2 separate regions of the Homo sapiens genome follow, and region 1 is linked to region 2. A link is an interaction called in ENCODE POLR2A ChIA-PET data of the cell type or tissue named here. Cell type or tissue: A673. All regions are shown on one strand. Each heading gives the region's core, and the rest is flanking DNA. Links, peaks and the distances in the headings are about the cores only.

Region 1 (7,772 bases), core at 1,299-5,298, 950 kb after region 2:
AGTTATTGTATGGATTGGAAAGTAGACCTGATCTGTTTCTTCAGACAGTTTCCAAGTTTCCTTGGCATGGAATTTTCTTTCTCCCTTTCCTTCTCTTTCCCATCATCTTACCCATTTTTCCCTTTCCTTATTGTGTACTCTGGGGAGATCTGTAACAAAATAGGGAAAATAAGAAAAAAAGAGTGATCTGAGTCATGCAGATATAGTCCCCATTTCCATTCCTCTACTTGACTCCTCCATACCCAACCATTTGAAAGGTAGAATCCTGAATGTCTGTCTCATCTCCTCACACTTTCTAGAGAAATGATGCAGAAACTTGGAGTCTGGATTTTTTTTCTAAAATACAGATGGATTCTTCTTTCAATCTTTTATTTATCCAAAGACCTTGGTCTTTCTCTACAAGGGTCAAAGTGAAAAGAAACAATAAAAAGGGGGGCAGTTATGTGTATGCACCACAAGAGGCCCTTTCATTTCTTGTCTGATATTTAGGTTGTTAGAAATAAAAACTCTCCAAAATCCTCAGTGGAACTATGTGCTTATTTCTGAGATAGGAGAGCAAAGAAATAAGTTTTGACTGTGTATTCCATTGAACTGTGGTCCTGGAAGAAATAAAACCCTGCATAAAAACAGAAATATTTCAGGCAGCCCCTGAGCATGCAAAAGAATGCAACCACAGAACTCCAACTAGGAACTTAAACCCTCGAGCCTGCAGTTTCTGTCTAGTAGTTCCTTATACCTTTCTCCCATATGTCCTCTGGAATTTTTAACCCCACAGTTAATACCTTCTTCCTAGAAGCTATGCCCCTCCACCAGGTAAGGGATGCTGATTTATCCCAGTTTGAAGCTCTGAATTCATTCCTCATCAAAGGCAATTATATCTGGAAGTTAGCAACTGGAATAACATTTAACATTGTCTCTGGAGTTCACATCCCAGAATTCAACTTCTGTATCCACCACTTACTAGCTGTGTGATGTAGAGCCATTCGGAACATCACTCAGAGGCTGTTTCCTCATCTGTATTGTAAGAATTGTTGTGAAGATTAAATGAGATAATACAGGCAAAGCTTGTAGCATAGTTTCTGGCTAATTGTAAGTTCTCAAAATACGTTAGCTATAATTTTTTTTTCTAATACATGACCATTTCTGTAGTAGTGTAAACACAATTCTATACTCTAGATATATTATGGGGTAGATAGATTTATGCAGCCTTGCCTGGGACTAACCACTATTTTTGAACAATGATTGTTTTATTTTTTTATTATTTTATAATGTATTCTGGGATCCAAAATACTGAGTTAAAAACAACATTTTTATAACCAGTCAAATTGATAAGGGAGGCAGCTGTATGTGTTATTTCACTCTCATTTAATGGAATTTAGTGAAATTTGATTTCTATCCCAGAATGACATAGGCCAAGTCCACCAGGGAGCATATTAAGTTAACTGTGCAACTGTGAGATTATGAGTGCAAACAAATTATTTGTTCTCATTGTTTCTAGTTCTATACTAAATTTGGAGGGTATATGCTTAGTATTCATTCCTTTAGAAGTTTCTAGCAAATATCTAGACTCTCAAAAATAGTTGACAGTCAACCATCCAAATATGTGGAATTTTCTTTGTCACCATAGCAAAGCAAGGGCATTTGAGGTTTATAAGCACCTAAGTCACGTGGACCCATAGCCTTCCTATTGGAGAAATAAGGAAAAGCACTCTTTTTCCAGCCCAAATGCCTGCCTCGAATGCCAAGAGGCAAGAACCTTGCAGGAAGTTTAAAAAGAGGTGATGTTTGGCACGTGCTGGGCTATTTCAGTGGGAATTACTTCATAGTGTGGCATACACCGGCCTGTTTGAAAGGGCAAAATAAAGAAGTGTGTTATGTGATACATCTTTGTGTTTTCCTTTCAAAAACTTGAAGGTGATATCACTTTGGTCTCTTCTTCCTTATCATGATTGATGTACACACTTGACTTTCCATTGAAAATCTGGCAGGATGAAGGAAGGACAGCACTTCCTACTTTTGTCGTGTTCTATCTCCTTTGAGGAAAACAAACTGTGTTTATTGGTTTCCTCTTCTAAGAAACTGTCCTCTTTTGTTAAGCCTTGCTGTTCTGCGAGCTCTGTACCTTCTTAACAGCACTGCACTGCCTAGTTTCCGACGCTTAAATCTTCCTTACTTCCTTGTTATCGTTAGCTTCTTGTAAAGTCTTAACACTTAAGCTAAGGGAGCATGTGGTCAGCAGTTATACAGGAAGTCCCAATATAGAATTGTCTCTTGGATGTGACTCTGTCATTCTGAAGGCCATGGTATCCATTTCCTGGTCATTTCTCCTGACCTGCCACCTAAAAGAACTGTGCTGAACTCCTATATTCTAGTTCGTGTCCTTCCTGAGCAATTGATTAACGTCCCAAGTTTAGCAGCATATTTAGCCAACCTTCTTTCCATCTGGGGCAGACCGGGTTGAAAATCAAGTGAGAGGAATTTATATAATAACATTACAACTATTTAGCTGTTTCTAGTATCTTTACCAAAAGAAGGGTATTTCAAAGATAATCTTTCCAGAATCCCATTCTGAAAGATCCTTTGGTGTCCTCACCCCCTGACTGGGTGAGAGTTTACTGAAGAGGTGTTCACATAAGGAACAGTTTTGCAGAAGGTACTTTGAGATTAGTTTTGGTAATAGATTTAGAATCTGAAGGCTAAACTGCTGTGTCTGTGTCTATACTTGAAATGAAAACTATGCTAGTTAATCAACTGGTGGTTTGCGTGGTCAGTTCTGTAAGAGATGTGGCCTACAAATTCTTTTCTGTCTCTGATACCTGAAATTCTTTCTTATGCTAAATGTCAGATAAAGCCGTATTTCCACTTAAGAAAGCTCCTGAAAAACTGAAGTTTTTCTGTTAATTTCATGGCTTCATTTCTTTAAGAGCTAGAGAGAGAAGGAGAAAGTTATTTGCTATGTATGTGTGTGTACATGTGCATGTATGTGCATGTCTTCTTTTTTTATTGGGTAGAAAGGAAGATTCTGCCCTTTCTTTGTTAACCTCTTTAACGTTTCATTTTCTGACCTGCTGCCTTATTTCTAAATCATCCTGAAAATCACAGCAACCCCTGGTGGGTAAAATGAGCTTAAAAAATTTCAAATGTATTTATAATTTCTACCTGCCACGTTTGCCTGCTATTTGATGCTGGCCTCTGCAAGTGAGATTAACTGTATTTCAAGCAAGCAAGTTTCTCCTGCCTGGCATGATTGAAAACCAAAAGTTAGCCATGTTTGTCATGCTGCTTTGACCTTCACTTAGGAATATTGCTTTTGCTGAGAAAAAATGATGCACATGCATGTGGAACCCTACTTAACAGTTGCTGAGCTTAGTGTAGTCCAACACTGTCATGGTTACCTGTCCCTGTGACTACCTTAGCATGCGAGATGTGGTTCCAACTCTTTCTTATTTTTAAGTAAAAAGTTCACATCTTGAAATGTCAAATTATTTAGCATCATAAATTATAGAATTTTGGTTTGAAATCTTAGATGAACCTCATTTAAATGATATATTATTTCATTCCCTTTGGCTATTTGATTCAAATGATTCCATGCTTAATTAACTGAGATACTTAAGGAAAAATGAATATTATAGCAGTTATTTGTGGATAAGTAGCAGAAATTGAAAGATAATTTCAAAATGATTTTTCTACCTAAACTAATGTGCATGAGATATGTTCTGGAATTTAAATAATTATGCAAAATCCAAAGTACCTTGCTATATTTTATGTATTCTCCAAGTAACACAGTTCATGTCTTATGATGAAGTCCTTGCTAAGACAGAGTTTCTTTTTCAGCTTTTCCCTACAATAATTTCCATTTTCTTCTTACTGCATTTTCATTCAACCAGTATGTACTGAATCTTAGTCAAGGCTCTGCAACATGAACTTCCAGAGATGAAGCTAGAAGCTTCATCTGAAGATGTGTCCTGTCTTCAAGGAGCTTCTAGCCCATAAAGAAAAGAAGAGTGATAAGTGGATCAAATGAGCAAATAAATTGTTACAGGGATTCAAAGTATGTCAGGAACCAAGAAAACCTTCAAGAACATGACAGCATTTGAAAAAGAGACTTGAGAATTGAATAAATTTCAAGATGCAGAGCCACATGGGCAAAAGAAATACTCTCTTCAGTTACTCAGAGATTAGAAAGTACTAAAGTACAATAAGACCGTAAGCAGCCCAGTTTGACAGATTACCGAACAGGAGACTAAGATGAGAAGTAGTGCTATTTTGAATAAGTTTGGAGGGGAAAAAAGATGTTGGGATATCTATTAAGAGCTTATTGTAATTCACTAGAGGGTACCAGTAAGGAGCTTGGGACCTGGAATCCGTCACACCTGGGTTGAGCCTTGACTCTATCACTTATTGATTAAATGGCCTTGATGAAGTTATCTCCCTGAGCCTCCATTCCTCTTCTGTAACACAGGGACTAGACTAGTGTCTACCCAAGAGACTAGTTGTTAGGATTAAATGAGATGCATGTAAAATGCTTACATTGGGCCACAGAGAATGGGATTTAACAAATATTCCTTGTTATTATAACCATTGCTCATTTGAATGAGAGATATTAAGTGCACAGATTAGATTTTCCCACCTGTTAAGAATGGAGAGAAGAAAATATTGTGGTAGAAAACTTTGGTTTTGGCAACTGGTAGATGTGGGAGTGAAGGAGTGAGAAATATCAATAATTCCAAAGTTTTTAATTTGGCTGTGTTGTGATATTATTACTTGTTGCAGGAGAAAACAATTTTTATTATCCTAGAGTTTTATGACTTTCATGAATCCCAAGCTGTTTTATGGGCCAGTGAGCCTCGGCATTTTTCTTCCCCTACTCTCTACTCTCATTCCAAACTCTTCATCTTTGAAAGGGAGGACACTCCTCTCCTCCCTTTTATCTCAAAACTCCTTAAGATATCTACTTATAGGTCATTTGCTTGGGCAAAGCTTCCTTGAACCCCCAAGTCTAGTTTATGGAACCTTACGCAGCTTTCCATCCATATTAAGGGTTCACCTCAGCATGCGCCCGAATCACACAATATTATAATTTCTCCAATAGACCTTAAGAACTATAAAGAAATAGTCCTTAAGATGCCACATTTGGGAATCTCATGGCCTGGATGTGAATCCCTGCTTTGCAATTTCATTTAGCCTTTCAGTGTCTCAATTTCCTCATTTGTTAAAAATGAGGATAAAAGCAACACCTACCTTGTAGGGTTGTGTGAGAATTAACTGTGTGCAGCTGTTGACGCACAGTGAGTGCCAAATCATATTAATCCTTGTTATTTCCTGTGCCTAGAGCATAGTGTATGCTCAGTGGATATTTGTTGACTGAATGAATGAAAGCTACGCATTACTAAAGTTGGTGATATAGAAGGCTGGGAAACGTATTACTAAATGAGCCATTACTGCTAGTCTGTATCTAGTCTGCATTCAGTATATTATTATCCTGTACAATTCTTTTAAACCAAATTAAAAAAATATATGCAGGGATTTTCTCTGAGCAATAGCGATTTCTGATTTACAGCTGCGTGCCACAATGAGGGTTAGGATAGTTTTCCATGTAAATGACAGCTTCAGTGGTTTAAGTTACCATGATGACATTTGCACAATCTAGTTGTACAGTTTACTTGTAAAGACATATGAGAGCCATAAGTATCATGTTATAATTTGAAATGTTAGCGGTATTTTTACAGTATCGTGTTAAAGTATTTTAAATGCTTCAATTTGGGCTGCAATAATTTGTTAGAACAATGGTTCTCAGAGTGTGGTCTCAGGCTAGTAGTCTTGGCATCACTTGGGGATTTGGTAAGCATGCAGATTGCCAGGCTCCCTCCACACCTACTGAACCAGAAATTCTGGAGGTGGGCTTAGAAATCTGTATTGTAACAAGCCTTCCAGATAATTCTGGTGCTCACTCAAGTTTGAGAACCATTGGAATAGTGGTTTCATTATAAAGAACATGAAGCCTGTAGGATAACTTAGTGGCTATTGCTGACTAGCTTCAGTGATCAAATTTTCAACTTTATGTCTCCTGTGAAAAATGTCTTGTTCTGGGAAAAATATTCTGTGAAATTTTTTAAGCCCAGTTGAGTTGTGCCTTTTTGGCTATGTGCCCCTCATTTTGGCAAAGGGCCAGTGCTGAGTGCAATGCAGTTACCCAACTCAATTACCCCTGATTCATTTAGGCAAACTCAATTGTACTTGACTTTCTCAGGTCCAACTCGATTGTGCTTTAAAATTTCCACACTCAATTTGATTGTGCTCAAAATTTTTTATGTGCCACCTTGTAACTTGTAGATTCAGACACATATCACAGGAGGTACTTTTGAGAGACTTGGAATATTGGGTTGTTGGTATTTGTTTGCAGTTATACCCATTTCCCTTCTTCCTTTCCTCTTATCACCTCTATTGGAGGCTTTAGGGTAAGATATGTTCCATTGACCCCATTACATGGACAATATTCCAGCATCCACCCTTTTACTATGGTTGGACTCAAGTTAGAGATATCACAGATTCTAGGAAAGTGATCCTTAAACTGTCACAAAGCAACTGTGCTTAGTTTCCATTTATCTCATTTTAAAGATGAAAGTGAGGTACAGAAACACTGCCCCTTACCAGCATTTACATCGTCAAAATCAGAAATACGACTGGGTGTGGTGGCTCATGCCTGTAATCCCATCACTTCAGGAGGCTGAGGTTGGTGGATTGCTTGAACCCAGGAGTTTGAGACCAGGCTGGACAACATGGTGAAACCCCATCTCTACAAAAAAAAAAAAAAATTAGCCAGGCATGGTGGCACACACCTGTAGTCCCAGCCACTTGGTAGGCTGAGGCAGGAGGATCATCTGAGCCTAGAGAAGTAGAGGCTGTAGTGAACCAAGATCATGCCACTGCATCTAGCCTGGGCAACAGAGTGAGACCCTGTCTCAAAAAACAAAGTCAGAAATAGCTTTTAAGTAAGACTTCCACCTCACTGAGGTAAATGCTGTACCTTCTCTCACTTGTGCAATGTGCTCAGAGACTGGGTCCTTAATCATGGCCAGCTTTTTGAATGTGCTCAATAGCCCACAAGGCCAAGGGATTAATAGTCATTTGCTGCTCCCTAAGAAGTACTTATATCTGGAAGAATTCTACTGAACTATTGTCAGCAAAATCTAGTCTTGATAAAATAGGTGATGATAAATGCTGTGGTTCAGCATTATTAAAACAGATGGAGGAAGTGCGGGGCTATTTTGCTGGGTTGTATGGCTTCCAGGTGTCAGAATGTAAATACTTAATGGCTTTTATCACAAGATGGGTTTTGTTGGAGATTGGAAGGTAGTGGAAGGAGGAGTGTTCTATGTTGTAAAGATCTCATGACATTTCAGAAAACTGGGGCCTAAATACGTTGTCTTGCAAAGTTAACAGTGAAGAGCTATGAGATTTGGCCTCATTTTCATGGTGCATGACATATGTCTTATTAGTGGCGACTGTGGCTATGATTATGCTTCTGGAGACTGGAGAAAAAGAATTTTCTGAATTTATATATTTGAACAGCTCGGAAAAAGTCATATTGTGACCAACCACCTACTATATCTTATCATCCAGTTAGCCAAATGTTACCAGTAATTTAGGCCAGCTGTTGATTTGGAGCAAGCTGGATAAGAAGTTGGTTACAAAACTTAGGGGACAACCTTGATTTGCTTAATTGCCTCCATGCCTGTGATCAGTACATTTGTTAAGGTACATTTGGTGTA
Region 2 (7,772 bases), core at 1,276-5,275:
TCATTATATCAAGTTCATAGTCAATGGTTTTTAGCTAAAGAAATAAAGCCACAGGGACTTGCATATAGAAGCTTCATTTATAGTAGCTTAAGAGGTGTCACTGCTGTTCTTTCATTATTCTCCCATCATTGTCTCATTCGAACAGTCTTCCAGGTAAGTGGCCAGCAAGTCGTATGGTCTGTCTCTGTTTTACATATTAAGCAGCTGGGGCATTGTTGCCAAGGGCATTCAAGAATGCCAGTCACTGGTCTCTCTGGTGCTTTGTTCATTACAAGGACATCCTTCTTCTAATTGATTTCAGTTTTTGAGAGGCTTTAAAGGGAATTAGAGAGTTGTCATCAATGCCACCACAGGTCTAAGGGGCATTTTTGGATGACTCAATGGGCAGGTTAGTATGCAGCTTAAGGCACCAATGTTTAAAACTTAATTGGTATATAAATAATCTTCATGGTAAACATCAGAACTTTGCTAGACACTCTTAGTTTAAGTTTCATTATTAAGACTATTTTGAGTTATAAAAGAAAATATGGATGGGAAATAATCATCATAATTTCAATGCTAAAGATTTTTTAAGGCCTATATACAGTCTACCTGTATGCAGAAACCTTGAAAAAAAGGAAGGCAGAAGATAGAAGTAAATGCTATCATTGCAAAGAAAATTATTTCGTTCTTTCCTCAGTGTACTTCTATGATTTATCAAGCACACTTGGAGGATGTAAATGCTTCTAGAGCAAAATCACATGATTTTACCCAACTGTAATGGCTCAATTTTAAACAAACCTAGTGGCCATGTACATGCCTGGGCAGAGCCAAGGGCCGTTACGAATGTGCATGCTCAGAAGCTCTTCCCAGAACTATGATTGCATTTTGACCTTGACTAGAGTCCCAGTACTGTGGTTTAGTGGGGCTTTGTTTACTGTCAGATTCATTTCAGTCCCATGGTCTGAGTGACCACTCATTATTGCAATTAAAGTAAGGGATAGTTTGTGATTTGGGTTTTAGTAAGGGATGGTAAATTTTATAGTGTATATAATTTGGAACATGTCTGTGTTTCAGCCCATATGTGGCTATCTGCCCGGGTGCTTATTATTATGCTTATCTACAAATGACCAGATGGCCTTGCCCAAATGTAGAGAACCATTTAGTGCCATTTTAAACCATTAAGGCTATTAAACCTGACAGGAGATAATCCTGTGCCCAAAGGGAACTAGTTTTGCTGTCCTTCAAAGTCATCAAATGTAATTAAATGCCATATTGAGGAGTAGGCATTAATGGATTAAGGGGACAGGACTGTCAACCAGTTCTGGGTCAACCAAGGCAGAGGGAATATAGGAATAGCTCAGAAAGAGAGGTATATTAGGTAAAGTACTGGCTAAGCTGCTGTAACAAAAAATACCCAAAATATTATGTCTCAAAAAAAGATAGTTTATTTCCCTCTAAGACAAAACAAAACAAAACAAAACAAAACAGAGGTAGGGGAAAGGCTCAAGACAGGCAGCTCTGTATCTTAAGATCAACCGGAGACCCATATGCCTTCTATCTCATTGCTCTGACATCCATTATAGTATTTTCCTCACCCTCATGGTTGAAGCTATCTCACCAACACATCTGTATTCCAGTCATCTTTAAGGAGAAAAGAGAAAAAAAGGAGGGCAAGCTAATGTATTTTGAGGAATTGATGGTAATATTGTACACATCACTTCTGTTTACAATTCCACTGGTTAAGAACTTATTTGATCATCACTAGCTGCAGGGGACACTGGAAAACATAGTCACCAATTGGATGGCCATGTGTTCTGCTCAACTCATAGTGGGGATGTTATACTTCTCAAAGGAAGGCTGAGAGAATGATGCTGAAGTTGTGTCTCTGCCACAGTTTTGTTCTAGAATATATAAAAACCAGAGATAAGAATCGGGCAACTACCATTTTAAGGAGTAAGGAGGTCTGAGAAATCCCACAGCTGAGAAAAGATGGCGGCTGGTCAATGCCATGCAAGTGGGACCAGAGAGTATACTACATCCTAGAAACTGAAAGATGCCTTGTGTACATTAAACCACTTAATTTTTACAGCAACTCTATAAATAGTGTATTTGTACAGATCCTCCAAGAAGAAGACACCAACACAGGATTAAACATGAAAGAAACTTATTAGGGGAAGTGTCCGTGAGAGAAAATTGAGACTGGAGTCAGAGGAGTGTGGGGGAGTAGATCTTACACTGAGTGAAGGAGAGAAGGTAGCAAAGAATGAAGCAACAAAGTTCTAAGGAGAGCTTGGAAAGGCCATCAGGGAGTTAGTTTTCATGTCAGGTTCCCCAATCAGAGACCCACATCTTCTGTGTCTTATCTTAGGCCTTAGACACCTACATCCTGCAAGTCTCAGTTATAGGTTGAGAGAAGTCCATGTGAAGTGTGGCTTCAGTGTGAAGGTGGTGAACAAGTTCAGAGAGCAGCAGCTGGGGCCACAGGTCAATTATGCTCTCTGCATAAGAGATCTGAATGGCATATTTTTTCATGTCTATCACAGCAAGGATTTCCTTCCTTCCTTCCTTCCTTCCTTCCTTCCTTCCTTCCTTCCTTCCCTCCCTCCCTCCCTCCCTCCCTCCTTCCCTACTCCTAAAAAGGTTAACACATACGTCCAAATTTAATAGCTGGTAAATGGCAGAGATGGAATTGAGCACACAGCCTATCTTTAAACTAATCAACACACACACTGTCTGCTAAGCTATTGGGTGCACACAGTACATAGTTTTCAGAGGTCAAATCAAACTGGTCAGATGAACAATAGTGTATATGACATCCCTGAACCAAGACCTTAAAGGTGAGGAAACTCCTCCCTCGGGCTGCCTGCTGGGGCAAGAACCAATGCCAGAGCCCCTGGTCTCTGGTGAGGGTGAGGGTGGAGGGCATCATAGAGGAACCGGTCATTTACACAGGATCCCTATAGCTCCTGCCTGAAGCAGCTTTGGAAGACAAAAATCACAGTCACGGCACCAAGCCCTAAGCCTTGGATCAATCTTTTCTCCTTTCTAAGCCCTCCTTGCATCCTCAACCACTCCTGAAGTGAGTTGTTTGGGGTCTGTCAGAAATAAACAGGAGTTCTTTTACTTGAATGAGGCAGGTTGGGTTTAACCCAACCTATGCCTCTGTGTGAATTGGATAAAGGCGCCCCCTGGGGGCAGAAACAGAAGCTCCAGGGTGAATGGTTTGGCAATCAGAGGGAGGCTGGGTTTTAAATTCTATTCATCCCCTTCACCAAATTATGCAGGGCAAAACCATACAAAGTAGCCCTGGTTAGGGTTCTGTGAGCCATCAGGCTTAGAAGTCAACAGAAACCCCAAACTCTTAGCATGGAAACTAAGAAATGCCTGCATCCTGGAGACTTTCAGGGCCAGAGTGCCCACAGTGAGCTGTCCCGGGTACCTGAGCAGCCTGCCCTCTGATACTCTCATGCTGTACCCAGCGTAGCCATTTTCTTTCTGTCTTACAGCTATCTGGGCTCCCCCTACCTCCACCCCCATCCCCCAGCTCTTCAATCCTGTCTCTACTTCCTTATTGGCTAATGACTCAACTGGTCCCTGAGCATGTTTTCAATATCTTCATTCCACAGATTTTAATTGAGCAACAACTAGGTTTTGGAAATGAAGAGATGAACACAATTCAGACTCTCTCCTCAACAGTTCAGTCGAGTGAGGAATCTGCTGTAATAGAATTTGACTTACACAAGGAGTATAGAGAAGGGGCATATCCTTATGGTTGAGCAAGTCATGGGAGGTCCCAATGAAAGATGAATATAAGTCAACTAGGTGAGGAAATGAGGAGGAAGATCATTCCAGAGAGGAGGAACAGCATGTGCAAAGGCCCAGAGGTATCCAAAGCTACGTGCATTCAGAGAGCTAGAATGACTGAAGCTCAGGCTGTGTGCAGCAGGAGAAGTAGGAGATAAGTTGGAAAGGTAGGAGAGAGGTAAGGTCCTGAAAGGAATTTGGACTTTGTCCTGAGGGTGCTGAGAAGCCACTGAGGGGCTCTAAACTGGGAATGGATATGCCAAATTTGTGTTTTAAAAACGATGGCTTCTGCTTCAGCCTCTTTGGGCTGAATCCTTTGCTACTTGGGCCGACTGGCCCCACTTACCATGAGAGATGATACAATTAGCAGGCTGAAATGAGTATTAGAAGGCTCAGAAGTAGGAGACATTCTTGGTCCTAAGGCAAGATTGCCTGTCCCTGAATATCTCAACTTCTGATGGACTGGTTCTGTAAGTTGTTTAGCCTAAACCCAGGTAACATTGGATCTATTGCTAAAAGCCATTTTCTACTCTCACAGATTTTGAATGATTTAGTTGATTCTCTCAATTTCAAAAGAGCCTTGCCCAACAGTATACACTGTTAGACCAAACACACTTTAACATGCATACATTTTTATTGATTGCAAAGTACTTTAATATATGTTAGCTCATTGAATCCTTACAAAATTATTGTAAGGTCAGTAGTAATTCATGTTATCCACTCCCATTTGACAGATAAAGGTACAGAAGAATGGGTTGAATGACATGTCCACAGTTACAAATCAGTAAAAGGACAAGCAAAAACTTGAAAACAGGTTGACTCCAAAGCCAATGCTTTTGCCACTATAGAGTGCTATCTCTAAAATAATTTATTCATGTTCTAATTCATTTCATCCTGCACTTCAAGTCTTCTTTAAAAATAAAAAAAAAAATGCAGACAAGGGAGTATATAGATAGACTAAAAAAGCAAGACAGGAGAAAAGTGAAAATACTAGCCACAGGTTCCCACACAGTAATTAAAATTAGTGTGCAAATTGAGCTCTGAGCTTCCAGGCAGCTAAAGCAAAAGAGGAAAAATGTAATTCATATTGTCCATAAGGAAAAGACTTGCTATATCTCAAGAGAAGCAAACCCTTCTTGGCACTCAGATATGAGAGAATTTTCTCCTGTAAATCTTTTATATTGAGGATATTGAATGATGCTGTCTATAAATTCCTCAGAAACATTCCTGCCAAGGGGGCAGAGATGGAGATGCATGGCTATTTCTTATAGATGCTCCTAATGAGTATGAAGAGCAAAAACCAACGCTGCTTTTTACAATTTTCCTCATCTGTGCCGTTTTTTAGCCATAGGTGTGTTGATGTGTGGTTTTTGAAAGATGAATACTTAAGCGATTGTTTTGGGAAAAGAGAAATTCCTGCCTACAGTTGTAGGTGTACGGGAGGCCACTGAAGTTTCTCCCCTTGGGAAACTCTACAGAAACTTCTCCCCAGTTTTTCAAAGCTCATCTTGACTGGCTCCCTACTGGGATATGTACCTAAGGCAAAACTCAATACCAAAGAAATCTATGTGCCTCCATTTACCACTTTACCTCAGAGGATAAAGATAAATTTTATTAAGATGAACTTCTAATGCAAATTCTCTCAAAAGGGATGCAGACAGCTTTTCTCCACAAAACTACCAATTGGTGACAACTGCAGCAATGCACACATTACATGATGCTCCTTAACTTCCATCTGGAAGAAGTCATTTCAGTACTCCCGAGCCTGTCCAGAAAGGGATCACGGGAGCATACACTCCTTCAAAGATCTACCAGAGATGAGAACAGAAAAACCCCAAAGGCTCAACATTTTGTTGCTCTTGTAGTTCTTCCCTGTCAGAACTAAGACACTGTCTACATTATTTCCATAAAGCTGCTGGCTCAGCCTGTCCCTAGTCCTGGTTGGCTCAGAGAATACAGGTCTCCTTCCCTCTTTACAGACAATGCCCTCCTTCTGGATGGCCACGACAATGGAGCTTGATGATTTAATCATGCTTACACCAGGCTGCCTAGGAGACAGCTGGCTAGGACTAGGATGCAATCTGTGGCTGTGGAGCAGAGCCAAGTTCACTGTGGTTGAACCCATGACCTGAGCCTCCTGGGCATGACCTCTAAATCAGTTGTCACATTTATGACAAGACTGTTATGTTTAGCAATCATAATAATAATAGTGAGAGTTTGCATTGATAGAGCACTTCCTATGTGTCAGTCTCTTGCTGAATGTTTTTATGGGGATTATCTCCTATGAGTCTCTCAACTCCCTGTGAAGAATGCCTATCATCTTTCCATTTTACACACAGGGAAATAGGAGCTTAGAGAGTCTAAGACTTTCCCAAGGGCACATAGCTAATAAGTAGTGAAAACAGGATTCAAACAGGCAATTCAGTTCCTGAGCTCATTTCTAGCTACCACCCTATCCTAGCCCTGTCAGGATTATCCATATTGCAGACAGGGCAACAAATACAAAGCTGTGTCATACAACCTCTAGTTAGCTGGCAGAGCCTCCTGACTTTCAACTCAAGACTCATTCGTTAGACACAGAGTTTTTTAATGTGTAAGTTATGGCACCATTGTTTCTAATGTCTCAGAATCCCATCTTTGGTGTTGGATAATGACAGGCCCAGGGAGGAATGGCTAGCACTAAACATGCTCACCTCAACCACATTCTCAAGAAATATTTTATGAAAACCTGGGTTTCCAAAGAACAAATATTTGATCATCACTGCTTTACTTATACTGCTGGTAGGTTTGTAAATTTGTCTGGCTTTTGGGGAAGGTGCTTTAATAATGATGTATCAAAAGCTTTAGCTAGGGGTACAAATGTAACCCACACATTCACTTTCACTAAAAAAATAATTTGAGAGAAATAATGCAATGTTGAAATCAACCAAGAATTTTAGTCGCACTATTGTTTGTAAAAATGAAAAGTTGAAAATACCCTTAACAGATCATCAATTGATTGATGCAACATTTTGTTACATTCTTACTATAGAATTCCATCTAGATCTTTCAAAGGATAATCTGAATCTACATATATGTTGTGATATAACAGTAAATTCAAGATGCTTGTAATATGTTGATACATGAAGAGAGCAATTATCAAATAATCTGGGTAATATGGTGTATTAGTTTCCTGGGGCTTCCGTAACAAATATTCACACACTAGATGTCTTAAAACAACTTTATTCTCTCATAGTTCCGGAGGCCCAAAGTCTGATAACAAGGTATCGGCAGGCTTTGTGGCTCTGGGTAAGAATCTTGTCCCTGCCTCTCTCCTCGCTTCTGGTGGTTGCCAGCAAACTTTGGCGCTCCTTGGCTTGTAGAAGTATCACTTCAATCTCTACCTCCATTGCCACGTGGACTTCACCCCTGTATCTCTGTGTCTTCTCTTTTTCTCTTATAAAGGCCTTCATCATTGGATTTAGGGCCCATCCTAATTCAGGATCATCTCATCTCAAGAGCCTTACTTTAATTCTATCTGCAAAGGCTCTTGCCCAAATAAGGTCACATTCTATGGCCATAATTAAAAAGTCAAAAAACAATAGATATTGGCACACATGTGGTGAAAATGGAACACTTTTACACTGCTGGTGGGAACATAAACTAGTACAACCACTATGGAAAACAATATGGAGGTTCCTTAAAATACTTAAAGCAGAACTACCATTCGATCCAGCAACCGCACTAGTAGGTATCCAACCAAAGGAAAATAAGTCATTATATGAAAAGACACATGCACATCCATGTTTATAGCAGCACAATTCACAATTACAAAGATATGGAATCAACCTAAGTGCCCATCAACCAATGAGTAGATAAAGAAAATGTGGTATATATACACCATGGAATACTACTCAGCCATAAAAAGGAATGAAATAATGTCTTCTGCAGCAATTTGGATGGAGCTGGAGGCCATTATTCTAAGTGAAGTAACTCAGGAATGGAAA

Evidence for each region. ChIA-PET counts read pairs that join two places held together with the same protein. Peaks named below come from ENCODE experiments on the same cell type or tissue, not always from the same donor. Only the 100,000 strongest peaks of a DNase experiment are listed, where the experiment ranks them.
Region 1: POLR2A ChIA-PET joins it to region 2 with 7 read pairs; 2 of 35 experiments call an interaction of 5 or more read pairs at or near these places.

Annotation. Positions count from the first base shown.
Region 1 is chr2:205,127,560-205,135,331 of GRCh38, forward strand. All of the region lies in intron 10 of PARD3B (par-3 family cell polarity regulator beta), which reads left to right. Among named protein-coding and RNA genes, the nearest start is that of NRP2, 550 kb to the right of the region's middle. In A673, for the core only: no CTCF peak of the experiment used is centred there; no DNase peak of the experiment used is centred there.
Region 2 is chr2:204,174,930-204,182,701 of GRCh38, forward strand. No RefSeq gene overlaps it. Among named protein-coding and RNA genes, the nearest start is that of ICOS, 240 kb to the left of the region's middle. In A673, for the core only: a CTCF peak has its summit at 3,177 (motif pointing left); DNase peaks (open chromatin) are centred at 2,212, 2,522 and 3,162; H3K27ac peaks cover 2,569 bases.